Regions from separate parts of the Homo sapiens genome. Here region 2 is linked to region 1. Evidence: chromatin contacts called from ENCODE Hi-C or POLR2A ChIA-PET data. All regions are on one chromosome and are shown on one strand. Each heading gives the region's core, a stretch centred on a gene start or an enhancer-like site at or near the end of the contact. The rest is flanking DNA. Distances are from core to core; before and after follow the strand shown.

The links. Hi-C counts contacts between places; a loop is a spot of excess contacts on that map. ChIA-PET counts read pairs that join two places held with the same protein, here RNA polymerase II (POLR2A). Pooled maps may share reads with other maps.
Region 2: a map of breast epithelium shows a loop between it and region 1 (14-fold over the local background). The contact joins the promoter of PHTF1 here to the promoter of MAGI3 in region 1. A Hi-C loop is called at or near these places in 9 of 168 maps with a recorded cell type or tissue (B cell, CD4-positive, alpha-beta memory T cell, MCF 10A and 5 more), 3 of 37 single-sample maps with no recorded cell type and 20 of 50 pooled maps. POLR2A ChIA-PET finds 5 or more read pairs at or near these places in 10 of 52 experiments (A549, Caco-2, HEK293 and 6 more).

The regions. Positions count from the first base shown.
Region 1 is chr1:113,387,322-113,394,192 of GRCh38, reverse strand. MAGI3 (membrane associated guanylate kinase, WW and PDZ domain containing 3) reads right to left here and starts at 3,678. Exons shown (of 21, transcript NM_001142782.2): 1 at 2,844-3,678. The coding sequence starts at 3,159. RefSeq lists enhancers at 2,633-2,682, 2,733-3,232 and silencers at 2,913-3,072, 3,133-3,262, 3,673-4,032, 4,063-4,112, 5,102-5,346.
Region 2 is chr1:113,756,281-113,763,151 of GRCh38, reverse strand. PHTF1 (putative homeodomain transcription factor 1) reads left to right here and starts at 3,666. Exons shown (of 19, transcript NM_001323043.2): 1 at 3,666-4,129; 2 at 4,419-4,493; 3 at 5,397-5,453. The coding sequence starts at 4,449. It overlaps RSBN1 (round spermatid basic protein 1), which reads left to right. Exons shown (of 7, transcript NM_018364.5): 7 at 1-1,320. RefSeq lists enhancers at 3,214-3,793, 6,072-6,627 and silencers at 3,944-4,263, 4,897-5,026.

The sequences.
Region 1 (6,871 bases), core at 2,429-4,928:
AAAAAGGGAAAAAAAATCAAAGCTAAAGACAGTAGCTGCCAGAAAGATGTTAAGTCACCTGGCTGATAGTACTGGCTTTGGGAGGGCGACCCTTAGCACCTAAGTGAAAAGAAGGCTAGGAAGAATCAGTGCTACAAAAGCCATGTTCTACAACCCAGCTCATCCTTCTGCCATGGACTTTGTCAGAAGACAATATGAGAACATTTCCGATTAGTATTACATCTTACAAAAATGGTTAAATTTTACTCTTTCACTGTGCTAGTCTCTAAATGTCATGTTATGAATATGGTTTAATAAAAAGCAACTAGTCAAGACAAGAGAGTGCTAAGTACACTTTACAATACCTTATTAAATTGAAAAATCAATTTCTGTCACAAAGTTTAGATAAAAGCAAAAAATAAAACAATGTTTATGGCAAGTTTCTTTTTAAATTCCCTTACTCTATTTTCATCCTTTCCAAAATGAATCACAATAAAGAATCTTTGTCTCTTCTGAAAATAATATTTGTTTTTAATCAAACTCAAAAGTTCTACAGATAACCTCTTCAAATTCTTAATTTCTAGTATTTAAAGTCTGTTTAACCTGCAAAAATCTTGCTATTTTATAACAAATGTTGCTTTTAAGCAAAGCCATTTAAGAAAGCCATTTAATATAATACCTAACATGAGGCTATTAAGAAGCTAAGAATACTATTTTTAAAAGAGATTAAAAATTTTAAATTACAACCTGCTTAGAAACAATATTAATCTCAAATAACACAGACATAATGGTATCTTGAGAAATTACTGACACAAAGTGTCTCTTCAAAAAACAAGTGTAGTATTCAGAACTTTATTACTAATGACTACAAAATGTTCTGTGGCCATTAATACGTTATTCCCTTTATTTTGGCTAAATCTTTAAAATAGAACAGTGTCTGTGGCTGTCAAGAGGGCAAAACTGTATTACTCTAATAATGTCAACTACATACGGGGGCATAGGATGTTTATTCAACACAGTTAATATTACTAATGCTCTAAATCTTGAATTATTGTTAAATATAATATAGAGGTTGAGAAAAATGTATAACAGGTAGATTAGACTAATGTTATGAAATAGCCATCTCTTCAGTCTTCTAAAAAAGATCACAATAATTTAGAATACACCAGCTTCCATGTCAATATATCAACTTTAAAATTTCTAAAAATAAGTTATATTCTCATCTATGCCCTAACGAATCAAAACAAAACACAAAGAAATGATGCAGATGTTCTCACTATTCACTAACTCATGGGATTTGAACTAAGATTTGGCAGCTAGACTAGTAAATGCTGTCTATATAGCCTTTTGCATATTACAGACAGTGCCTGACTAGCTGAATTACAGCCCCAAAAGTCTTTCCTCTGCCTTTCACACATGGCTGTAAAAGTTAGAGTTAAGAAAAAAATTTACAAATTCTCAAAACTATACAGAAAAAGCTGTTTAAAGTCTGCCAAAGTTTTAAAAAATTAACAACAATAAAAAGAAAACCTCACCACATAAACCCATACACTTAAAATGAATACGATGGAATACGCTATAGAAAGAAAATCTTAATTATGACCTTAGGAGCATGTGAGTCTGTGTGTATACATATCCACAATACACAGACATATGTAAACTGCACCACAAACCATCAAGCCCCATTAAGCTCAAGGACTATTAAAGATATATTAATATTTCCAAAGCGAGCTGCTGAGAAAGAAATGAGAAGGAGATAACATATTAAATTTTTATCCAGAATTTTCTAGCATTTTGCCATCAAGGGATGGACTGCTACCTAGCCCAGGTAACAATTAACCAGCCCATTATATTTTGATGCACCGTATACTCAGCAGAGCACATTAAGGAAAAACAGTTTGGTTTCTAATAATGTTACAATCACAATTCTCTCTCCCACAAACATCTAAGACGACAGAACCACATTCTATCTATGCTGAAACAAAACCAACAATGCTGTCTATAACAAATTCATAAGAACTACTACATACTATCAGATCTCACTGTATGCTGTCTCTGATCAATGCTTTGAAACTGACGAGTATGCCATAAACATAACGTGCTTTGCAGCAATTTTTACTAGCATAAAAGATACCAGGGCAACAGAGGCTCCTTTAACCTACCACTTCAACAAAATTCTGTAAAATCAAAAGCGTTACAGAAGCTTTCACTCCGCTAGGCACCTAGGTCTTCCTGCAAAACCCAGACTCTATTCAACAGCTCCCTGCAAGAACACACCAGTCTGCCACATATCACATATTGTACCGTCATCGGTACTCAGACACCTGAACCACCTGGACTGACAGAGTTAGGCTGTCAGCTCTGAGATGTCTGCTAGAGTGCAAGAAACACTGAAGCAGCTAAGCCCTTCCAGGTACACCAGGTGGTAACCTTGGCACCAAGTGCCTCTATAGTAAAGTCCCTTTTTCCCTGTTAGAAGATGCGTAAGATCGTTCCAAAGAAAATGTTACAATCCTAAGGGCCTTTTTGCACAACACAGGAAAAGGCTGGCCTTCTCTAGTCAAAAACTCTTGTCTGCGGGGGGAGATGGAGCTACAAATGTAGGAAACCCAGCTTCTAGTCGCAATTCTGTGACAGCTAGCACAGCTAGCAGAGCAACCGCGCCAAGCCAGAGCTCAGTTTTCCCTTCGGCAAAATGGGACTCACCAACGCCACCCCTCCCCCTCGTCAAGGAGTCTGGCACACCCTAGAGGTCTAAGATTACCCGGGACAATACGCGGTGGGGAGGTGCCGCCGCTCCCAGGACGCCCACCCTGAAGCCCCTCTCCCCAACACCCCGAGACAGATACGCAGGGCCGGCGTACCTGGTTTCACAGTCTTGAGACGGATGGGCTCGCGGAAGTGGCGGATGACAGCCAGGGTGTCCCGGTTGGTGAGCCCGCTGACAGGCGTCCCGTTTACCTCCAGCAGCACATCGCCTGGGCTGGGCGCCTTGCCCGAGACGACGCAGCAGGTGCCCCCGCCGGGCTCCTCGCGGAGCCGCCCCAGGTAGGGGAACTCGCCACGCTCCGCGCCACCGCGGATCTCCGCGCCGAAGTCGCCCGGGGGCCCGGCCCAGGACACGGCGCACTCCTGCACCTTGCTGAGCCAGTGCTTCTTCTTCTTCAGCGTCTTCGACATCCCGAACCCCGCTGCACCATGGGGGAGACCCCGCGCGGGCGGCCGGGGCGCCGCTCCGGCCCCGTCTCAGCCCGGGGGCCCTGGGCGGCCCGCGCAGCCCGGTAAGGGGGGCCTCGCCGCTCCGGCCCCCACCCCGCGACCACAGCCCGCTGGGGGCCCGGCCGTTCCCAGACGCGAGACGCCCCTTGGACGCCCCTCCCGGCTGCGCTCCCCGGGGCTGACCGGACTCCGCGAGGGCCACCGCGGGTTAGGCTGAAGAAAGGAAAAGGGAATTGTCCCCAGGAGGTTCCAGAAGGGGCTTCGGGCGGGGTCACTGCCGCCGGCTGGTCCCTGGGCTCAGCGCCCGAGCGGCGGGAAAGGCTGAGGCGGGGGGGCGGGGAGGTGAAGGGGGAAGAGCCGGGAACGGGAAAAATCCGTGGGGGGCGCGCAGAAGCGCGCGTAGACCCGTCGCGGGATCGATCGTGGCCGCTGCGGAGCTGTAGCGCGGAGACCAACGCCTGCCCAAGCTGCCAGGAAACTGCCGCTTTCAAACCAGCCGCAACCTCCTCCTCCTCCCTTTTCCCTTCCCCCGGCCCTCGCCCATCCCTCATCCAGAGCCCCGCCCCCTCCCGCCGCGCGGCGCCCGGCGCGCTGCCGTCACAGGCTGGGCGCTTGGGAACGAGCCCCGGCCCTGGACTCTCGCGCCAGGGATTGGCCCCCGGCGGGCAGGAGGCGGACCGCCAACGAGAATGGGGACCACTGGTTGGTCGGTGCGAGTGGAGGAGGCGGGCACTAGAATGACTGAAGTTTAGAGAGGGTGGAAAAAAGAAGTTTGGAGAGTGAGGGAGGGCGCAGAGGAGGGGCAGGGGAGTGGAAGGGGCTGTAGGTCGCAGGGCCGGGAGAGGCCCTCTGCGCGGCGGCTGGAGCCGAGGAAAACTCGAATCCGAGAGGGACCGAGCTCCCCGAAGTGGGGGCGTGGCCGGCGAGTTAGGCGGAGACGCGGGCGGAGCCTCTGAGCCTGTGCGGGGCGCAGAGAGGGGCCGGTGTGCTTAGATTGGAAGACAACGTGCGGAGTCCTGAGCCGGCCGAGGTTCCGGGGCCTTTAGGGTGGCCTGTTACAGCCGATAGTTTGCATTGAGTGGATATTGCTTGTTCATTCGTTCATTCAACAGATGTTACTGAACGCCCATTGAGGCAGGGCTTCGGAGTCCGGTTGATGAAAGATATTATAAAATAGAGTCCGGCACTGCTGTATGACCTAAGACAAATTAGACAACCTCTCTGAGCCGCAGCGTCCTCAGTGAAAAGTGAAGATTACAGAAGATGTACAAAATAACTGCATAGTGCCTGACAGTGGGTGGTTGCCTCTTAAAGTTTGGTAGCTGCTGCTGCTGCTGCTGATGACGATGACGATTTTGTGTTAGATATTGTGCTAGGTACTGGGATTCAAGGGTGAAGAAAACAGAAGCCCCGCTATTGAGGAGGTTACAGTCTAGTGGGAGAGACTGAGAAGTAAGCAGACTGCCTGAGGTGAGGGAGTGGGGTGGAGGTAGAAGGTGGATTATTAAGAACTAACCTGGTAGCCAGCAGATCTGGTTGGAGTCCTGACATGCTACTTACTTGCTGTTTGACCTTGGCCAAATCTCAGTTAAAGGAGGTGAAGGGAGAACGAACATTAAATAAAAGATATCGTAGATCCCTTCCAGCTCTAATTTTTCAGAAATTTCACTTGAGCTTTCTCTCTTCCCCGGCTTGACTTACACTCTTCCCTGTCTTTGGAATGCCCTTCATCTCATCTCTTTTAAAACTCCTATCCGTCCTCATCCCAAATGCCGGCTCTTCCAGGTAGCTTTCTCTGATTTCTTGCCCTCAAGTGGAAAGTGTTTTCTCTGAGCTATGATCTTTGTTTCACTTTTGCAGCATGACATTTATTTGTGTAGTCTCCTGTCTCCCTTTAATAGTAGGTGAAAGCCCTTATAAAACTCCACACCTCAGATAGACTGGACCAAGCTTCAATAGCTGCAGTGATTTCGTTGACACCATTGTATCAGTCAGGGTCCTGGCAGGAAACAAATGGCATTTTGCAAAGATGTGGGCAGGGTGTGGGAAACCACAAGAGAAGCTGGAACCCTGAGGCTACAGCTCCTAGATCTGTCCAATCGGGAAAGAACAGTTACCGAAAAATCCAGACACACAGGGCCACCTGACAGGAGTCTGTGACCTTCAGTCAACGGATGCAGTCAGCCTAAGTAAACACCCAGCAAAGGACCTGGGGGATTTATATCTAACTCACCACCCTCCTCCAGTCTCCTGCTGGTGCTTGTCAATGGCCAAGTCCAACCAGACGCCAGAGGGCAAGGGAGGCTTTTGATATAGTTCATATCAGTCAGTTTCAGAAAAGGAAACAGTGCATCTGAGGGGAAAATATTCAGCACAGACACCATGTGGATGGCTCAGATTTAACCATATCTGAGACAAAGCTTGGAGTATTTTTTTTCTAAACTACTACCTATACTAATGGATTCCTGGATAAAATCTCCATAACCTACACATCATCTGTTTTTGCAGGAACTCTGGGAAAACATCTTTCTGTGTCTAGATTGCATCTGTTAGAATGCCTTTGGCCTCAAGGAACAGAATATTTGGCAGTAGCTTAAAGCATGAGGTCATTTACTATATCTTCAATATAAATTTCAAGTGCAGATAGTTTCAGGGTTAGTTGAGCAGTACAATCATGTCATCAAGGACCCAAGCTCTTTTTTGTGTTTGCTCTCTGCCATCACATGCATGTGAGCTTTTGTCTCCAGGTTTGTCACCTCTTAATTGCAATGTGGCTGCCATAGCTCCAGACATCACATCCACAGAGGTCACTGCACAGAGCAGGAACGGAAGAAAAGGAAGTGCTGTCCCCCATTTTTATGAAGGAGAAAAATATTTCCCAGACTTTAGAATCTTCCTTATTGTCCAGAAAATGGTCATATGCCACATCAGACCAGTCACTGGCAAAAAGAGATAGGATTGGCCACAGTTCATTAAATTGATCACAAGTCACCCCTAAACAAAATGAGTGTTCTGACTGAGAGCAGAAAAGGGGAAATAGTTGCTAAGTAGGCATCCAACAGTGTTTGCCACATGCCTCAACCATGAATAAGTTGTATTCATTCTTGGGCAGAAAACTGCAGTGGTTCAGAGCTTGAGCAAATCAGACTGCAAATCCCAGCTTTTCTACTTACTGCAAATCCCAGCTTTTCTACTGCTAGCTCTGTGATCTTGAGCAAGCTATTTAACCTTGCCTATCCTCAATTTCCTCATCCACAAAATGGGTTTGATGACAGTGTTTACCTGAGTTGTTGTGAGAACTGTATGAAGCTATTTGAGTCAAGTAATTTGAGTCAAGCTATTTGATAACATAGGATGCAGCATAGAGCAAACAGTAAATTTTTATTTTAGTTTGTGCTAAATTGTACTATCTTTGACAAAGCTAAAAACATTGTATTAAATTCACCCATCTTAGTAAGCTTTGGTTCAGTTTTTAAAATATTCTAGAAATAAGCTACCCATGCTATTGAATTAATTCTGGTAGGATATTATTTTGGCAATTATTACATAAAGGGGTCATATTTTAAGCTTCTATCTCTAAAATGACACCTAATTAAATAATCGTATTGTATTCATGTTTATCACGACTTTCCAAAAATAATGGTTGGTTTAATAGTTGTGATTTCCATTGGGG
Region 2 (6,871 bases), core at 2,417-4,916, 370 kb before region 1:
GAAGTAATTCTCTATACCAAGATATGCTAGGAGTAGGATGATGATTCAAAGTGGTAACCCAAATTCATAAAGCAATAATAATAAAAACCTATATAGTATGTTCTCTCCTCCAAAGTTTTAACTCTAAAAATTGGTTCCTAGGTTTAATTGTACCTTTAATTTGCTTATTCAGTACTTAGAATTTGTTTAACTGGTACTTTTATTATTTTTTAGTGAAAGACTTTTGAAAAGTGCCCTTTCCCCTTAAGAGACAGTTGGAATACCAGTTGACTAATATTACAAGCTCTTGTAGGGGGAAAAAGGAGCTTATTAAAGTTGTTTACTAAACTTTAGGAAAAGATGTCTTGCATCAGTCTTACTAGGCATAAAAGTCACACTTAATGACTGGAAAAAACTTGCTTATTGCCTTTCCCTATATAAATATTAATTGTCTAGAATGAAAGCTAATATAGGAACAAGACTCCCAAATCCATGAAAACGCTTAGTGAATATATTCTTAATCATTAATAAATTAGCCCATTATATTTTCATCTGTATTTGCCATAAAAAATTTATTTGCATTTATGCCTTTAGGATAATTTTGTATCTTTCTAATCTGTTTTATCATTGCTACAGGTTTTTAAAAAAGAACCTTTCACTAGCTAGCACATGCCAGAGGTTCACATCTGTTTTGTTTTTCAAACAGGTCGTAGCTGTATTTATTGGCCATGCAAGTAGAGGAAATGCACAGTACAAATGTTTTTCTTTAGCACGTAAGGGACCTATCCTTGTCTTGAAAGTTTGTTGCTTTAAAAGCAAGTATCTCTCCATAAATATTATGGCCTTCCATTTTCTTCATACATTTTTTAGGATCCACTTGTGCATGTAGTTGAGACCACTGTCTCTTAAAATATAGCACTTTTCAATTCTCTCTAAAGAAATACTTATGTACTACTATCACATGTTGTAAATTTTCATGTAATAGTGTTTTCTGTGAGTAAACTCCATTTTGATTGGCAGCTAAGACTTTTTTTCCTGTGGCTTTTATTTATCTAAGAGGTCTTTGCATATAGATGAAATGTATATTTGCCTGGCGGACTATTTGCGTTGTGTGGCCTTAGTTTGTTTATTGACATTAACGAGTGTTTTAAAAAGGTTTTTAATGAATAGTCTTAAATCTAAATTTGTGTGAATAATCCTTTTAACACAGTGCTTTTTTGTAGCTGTCTAAGTGTGTTAAATTGTTAAGCTATTTCTTTGTAAAATAGGACAATGGAATGCATAGTTTTTTTTTTTCCTGTAAAGTATTTTTTTAATAAAAAAAGTCTGATTTGTCCTTTACTGGTGTTTCATCACAAAATGCATAGCATATGTGAGTTCTAAATACCTGGAACCTGTTTTTAGAGGACGAATCCCTCACCTACTGTATCCCCTACTACTTCAAAAAAAATTTTTAGAAAATCTTATGACTTCTTTCCTAAAGATGTCTGGGGAAAATTCCATCCATATTGAGATGCAATTAGTTTGGGGGAAGAAGAAAAAATACACTTGACATTTGTTGTAGTTAATGCCTCTTAATTGCTTAAATTGGTGTGTATCTACTTAAAAGAGGACAGTCTTAAATTTTTATTCTGGTGATGTGGATTTTCTTGAAAGTGCATTGAGTATTAATGAAGATGGCGTATAGACTTTTATGTCATTGATGTATTAATGTGACACAACAAAATGGATTTCTTTCCTCATCAGTTTTTGTGTGAAGTTATCTTTAATTGAGGTACCTGTCCTAAGCACTGATAGCCTTTGGTTCTGTCTAGGAAAGGAAAAGAAAGGGACTTCACATTTTTTGAGTAACTGCCATGGGCCAGGCAGTTTATATGAGGGTTTCTCATTTAATCCTCACATCCTTAAGAAGGTGACTATCTCCATAATACAGGTGAGAAAACAGGCTTGTTAGTTGAATAAATTGCTTAAGATCACAGATTATTGGTTGGGAGCAAGGATTCAGACCTTGTTCGCTGGTAGCCGCAGGAAGCACTGAATAGTTTCCAACAGGGCACCTGAAAAATGGTTTACTACTTACCACTATTCTCTAATACTTCTTACCTGATTCAGTTCCTCCAGACACTCCCTGAAAATCTGTGTGCCAAACAGTGAAGTAAAGTACTTTTGCTATTAATGTAATTGAGGTTAAATATTTACGTGTGCAAAATTCGACGTTTTTCACTTGTCATTTATCTCTTTTTTCAAGTTGGCCATTTGTCTTGAAGCTCAACAGAATTGTAATGTTTAGCACTAAGGAAAGGAAAAGCTGTCAAGGAGCAAAAGCAGAAGGAAACCACTGCCAATGTGTGCAATATAAAAATAAGGGTAAAATAATTTTTACTTTATTTGAGACAGGTCTCTGTTGCCTAGGCCGAAGTGCAGTGGTGCAATCATAGCTCACTACAGCCTCGAACTCGTGGACTCAGACGATCCTCCTGCCTCAGTCTTCGAAGTAGCTGGGACTACAGGTGCGCGCCACCACCCCCGGCTAATTTTTTTTTTTTAAGAGACGGGGTCTGGCCATGTTGCTAAGGCTGGTCTCAAACTCCTGTGCTCAAGCTACATTTCCGCCTCAGGCCTCCCAAAGCGCCCAGATTGCAGGCGTGAGCCACTGCGCCCAGGCTGGGTGAAGTAATTTGTAAAACTTAGTCCTGTGGGAGTTATTTTAGCTTAGTCGATTTTCCTCATCCGTGAAATGGGATAACTTCCACCTGGTGCCCACTCAATAGATAAGAAGAAATAATGTCTGCAAAACATTGAGTACAGCGCCTCTTAGGCTTTCTTAAGTGAAGCTATCATCTGTCATTAGCTTTCTCTGACCCAGATGCTACACGCTGTGGGCTAGCAAGAACACGGCTTCAAATAAGGTGGGGAGAATGGCTGTAAGGGGACAGTGTTCCATTAATGGCCAAAAAAAAAAAAAAAAAAAAAGCAGCCTAAAAATCCTTTTAACGTATCCTTAAATATTCACTTGAGGGTTCAACCTTTCTTTCCTTTCTCCTGACCTCTATCGGCCCTAATTAACCTGTTCCTGCCGCCACCTAACTTTACCCTAATTTGGAAAAAGCTGTGACTGCCCAATACTTGTTCCTCTTTTCCCCCTACACCTTTGAGCACTAGAAAGCTCCAGACCCAGAGCTGCTGAGGGGCGGGAGAGGAAGGGAGTCACTAAGCCGCAGCCTGGCCCTTCCTCCCAGGGCAGCGTAAATTCACGCAAACATTGATTCGTTCGCTCAACAAACATTGGGAACCTAAGTGCCAGGCTTGTGCCAGGCCCCAGTCTCTGACCTCATGGAGCCCACAGCCCACTGGGGAACAGAGATTAAGCCATGAAACACGAAAATGAGTGCCACAAAGACGTGAGCTACTAGAGTATCAGGACCGACCTCCTTTAGACCGCTGGATGGGAGAGTCGTTTGTGAGGAAGTGACTTTTAAGCTGAGGCCTGAAGGGTGATCTGAGGGAGCTGCTCTTGGCCATCGATATGCCGCGCGACTCCCCAGGCCCTCGGACCCGGAGCCTGGACCAAGGCTGGGCGGGAAGGCCCCGGGCCAGGGGCGGAGCCACCTCGGCGGCGAAAGCCGGAAAGCGGAAGCCGAAGGCTGCTGCCCGGTGGTCGGCTGAGCGGCTCTAGCCCAGATCTCAGACGGCTGAGTCACTGCATCCCGGCGCGGCCCGCAGAAGACGAGCGCCGCTGCCGCCGCCTCCTCCTCCCGGGCTCCCGGGCTCTCGGGGTCCGGGGCCTTTGCACCTGTCTTTTCCAGCTGGGCACAAAGCCTTTTGCTGTCGCCGTGGCGACTGGAGGCCTTCACTTTTAATCCCCCTCATTTTCCAGTTCATTCTCTGCTTATTTTCTGGTCAGTCCGTGACCCTGTAGGCGGCCTCTGACCGGCGATCGATTTGCCGCCCTCAGGGCGCTGGGCGGCCGGCTGCCTCCGAAGCTGGGGCGGCCTCCGCGGTCTCCATGGTAACGGCCTCTCCGGCGTCTCCGCCTGGAGGGGAAGATGCGGCCTGCCTGGCCCGCCGCCTCGCCCCCGGCCTCACGGTGGGACCCCGGGCACTGAGGACGGAGGTCCCGGGCGCCGGCCCGCGGGGCAACGGGCACTAGGTGAGAGCCGGACGCGGGCGAGCGAAGGAGGCGGGTGCCGGGCGACTCCAGCGGCGGCCCCTGCCCCTCCCCCGCACCCACGAACACGCTCGCCCGATATATTGCAGAGGCTTCTCCGGTCGCCGCTGCGCCAGTTTTTTTTTGTTTGTTTGTTGTGTTTTCCCTGGCAAACAGCTGGAGAAAGAGCAGCTCATGGAGAGGCTGAGAGAAGCGGTTTTCGCGTCCTACCCAAACTGGGAGAGTAACCTTCAGCAGCTGGACTCACCGATTGGTTTTCCTTCATTTTCAGTGAAATCCCATTCTCTGGCTGGAGACACAGATGGCCTCAAATGAGAGAGATGCTATATCGTGGTACCAAAAGAAGGTAATACATATATATATTTTTTTTATTTGTAAAGCATTCTTCCTGCAAAAAGCTCCCACAAATAATATAATGTTACTTTCCCCCGAGTTTAGTAGTGCCAGGTGTTCATGTATACTTCAACATAAATGAAAAAAAAAAAAAAAAGATGTACAAGGTCATTATGTCTTTTAAACCCGGTTCCAGGTCCCAGAATAAGGTTTACAAGCCACCTCCTTCAGGCTGCATACACAATGCCACCGCAATGCTTTGAAAGTTTGCTTCTGATCAAACTGCTTAAAAACAAAAAAGACATGAAACCTGTATGTGCACAGCTCAGATTGATACTATCAACAATCTTATTGAGCTGTTCCTTATCTTTTATTCCTCTCTAGTTTTTCTAGTGCTCTTTTCCTTAAGAAGTGGATTTTTTTTTTTTTTTTTTTTTTTTGAGACGGAGTTTCGCTCTTGTTGCCCAGGCTGGAGGGCGATGGCGCGACCTCGGCTCACTGCAAGCTCCGCCTCCCGGGCTCAGCCTCTGGAGTAGCTGGGATCACAGGCGCCCACCACCACGCCCGGCTAATTTTTTGTATTTTTAGTAGGGACGGGGTTTCACCATGTTGGTCAGGCTGGTCTCAAACTACAGGCGTGAGCCACCATGCCCGCCCAAGAAGTGGAAATATCTTTTAAGGTAATATTAATTTGAAATATTTTGGGCATTGCTTTTGAACTTACTTTTAGGTCCAGCTATTTTAGATTTTTGAAGGAAACAGTCCTTCGAAGTATTGATTTATTCTAACTTTTGAGAAGCATATTTTCCACATAGCATATTGATACTTAATAGGCTCATGACTTTTATGAGGCTTGACTTAATAATGTAAGGATTTCCTTTGCATCGTTTAACTAATAGACTACTCCCTCTTTCAGATTGGAGCCTACGATCAGCAGATATGGGAAAAGTCAATCGAACAGACTCAGATTAAGGTAAATTGATTTCTTTGATTCCGCCTATGTTTCACTGCATTAATATGAAGAGTGGAATTGTACTTACCTGGTAAACTCTGCATTTAACTACCAGTATGGCATTCTTTAATCTTTGAAGGTTATAAGAAAAGCAGTGCAAGCATAATGAGAAGTGACACTTGATTTTTGGCCTCACTATCAGGAAAACAGAAAGGAGTGAGTTGTTCTATGATGAATTAGAGAGCAAATGTCCCATATAAATAGGGCTGGGGTTACTTAGCTCTGGCTAGTTTTTACCACTTGGCAGTGCAGGTCCAAATATTGCCAGAGTTTCAGATTTTTCAAGAGAAGCTGGAAATACACATTTTTATATGAAATATATTGTGCATTTTGTGTCGGATTTTTAAGAGACTCTTCCTTCTCTTCCTCCTCCTCCTTTGCAAGCCAAATAAAATCCATTTGTGGCCTGAATCCAGCCTATGGTCCCCCATTTTATTCAATCACTGGCTTAGAGTATGTGTTTTTGTTTGTTTTTTTGTTTTGTTTTGTTTTTGAGACAGAGTCTCACTCTGTCGTCCAGGCTGGAGTGCAGTGGCGTGATCTTGGCCCACTGCAAGCTCCGCCTCCTGGGTTCACGCCATTTTCCTGCCTCAACCTCCAGAGTAGCTGGGACTACAGGCGCCCACCACCACGCCCGGCTAATTTTTTGTATTTTTAGTAGAGACGGGGTTTCACTGTGTTAGCCAGGATGGTCTCGATCTCCTGACCTTGTGATCTGCTCACCTCCGACTCCCAAAGTGCTGGGATTACAGGCGTGAGCCACCGCGCCCGGCCTAGAGTATGGTTTTAAGTTTTTCAGGTTCTTAAACTTTTTTCTACACAGCTCTTAGAACTGAGAGGATTCTTATTTTATACTAACCAAGTGACCAAAAACTGTTATATAATTCAGAATGCCAGTTTATTAACTTATAATAGGGGAGGAGAGGGTTAAATTATCTTCTGATATTCCAAAGTCAGAGTTGTGGGGTTAAGCCATTTGGGGATGCTGGTACAAATTCATCATGGAATGGTTGCTTGGTAACCAAATGTAATTGGATAGTCTTGAGATGTGGAAAAGCCTAAAGAACCATCCTTGGCCCTCAAAAGAATATAACTCTCTGCGACTTTAATACTTACTTAAATCTTATGGATTCAGGGCCTCACTTCCTTGCAAAGTGCTGATAAATGCCAGCTGATTCTTGTTTTTGCATTACCTTTCAAAAAGTATTGCAGCAGACCCTTCATTAATACTTAAAAAAACTGGGTGAATACAACTTAATATTATCTGTTCTGTTAAATAGGCCAATCAATAGAAAGCTACTTGAACAACAAGTAGCCGACTAACTTTTCACAATTTGGTATAGTCCTTGATTATTTATATTAGTGGGAGATGGGGTTAG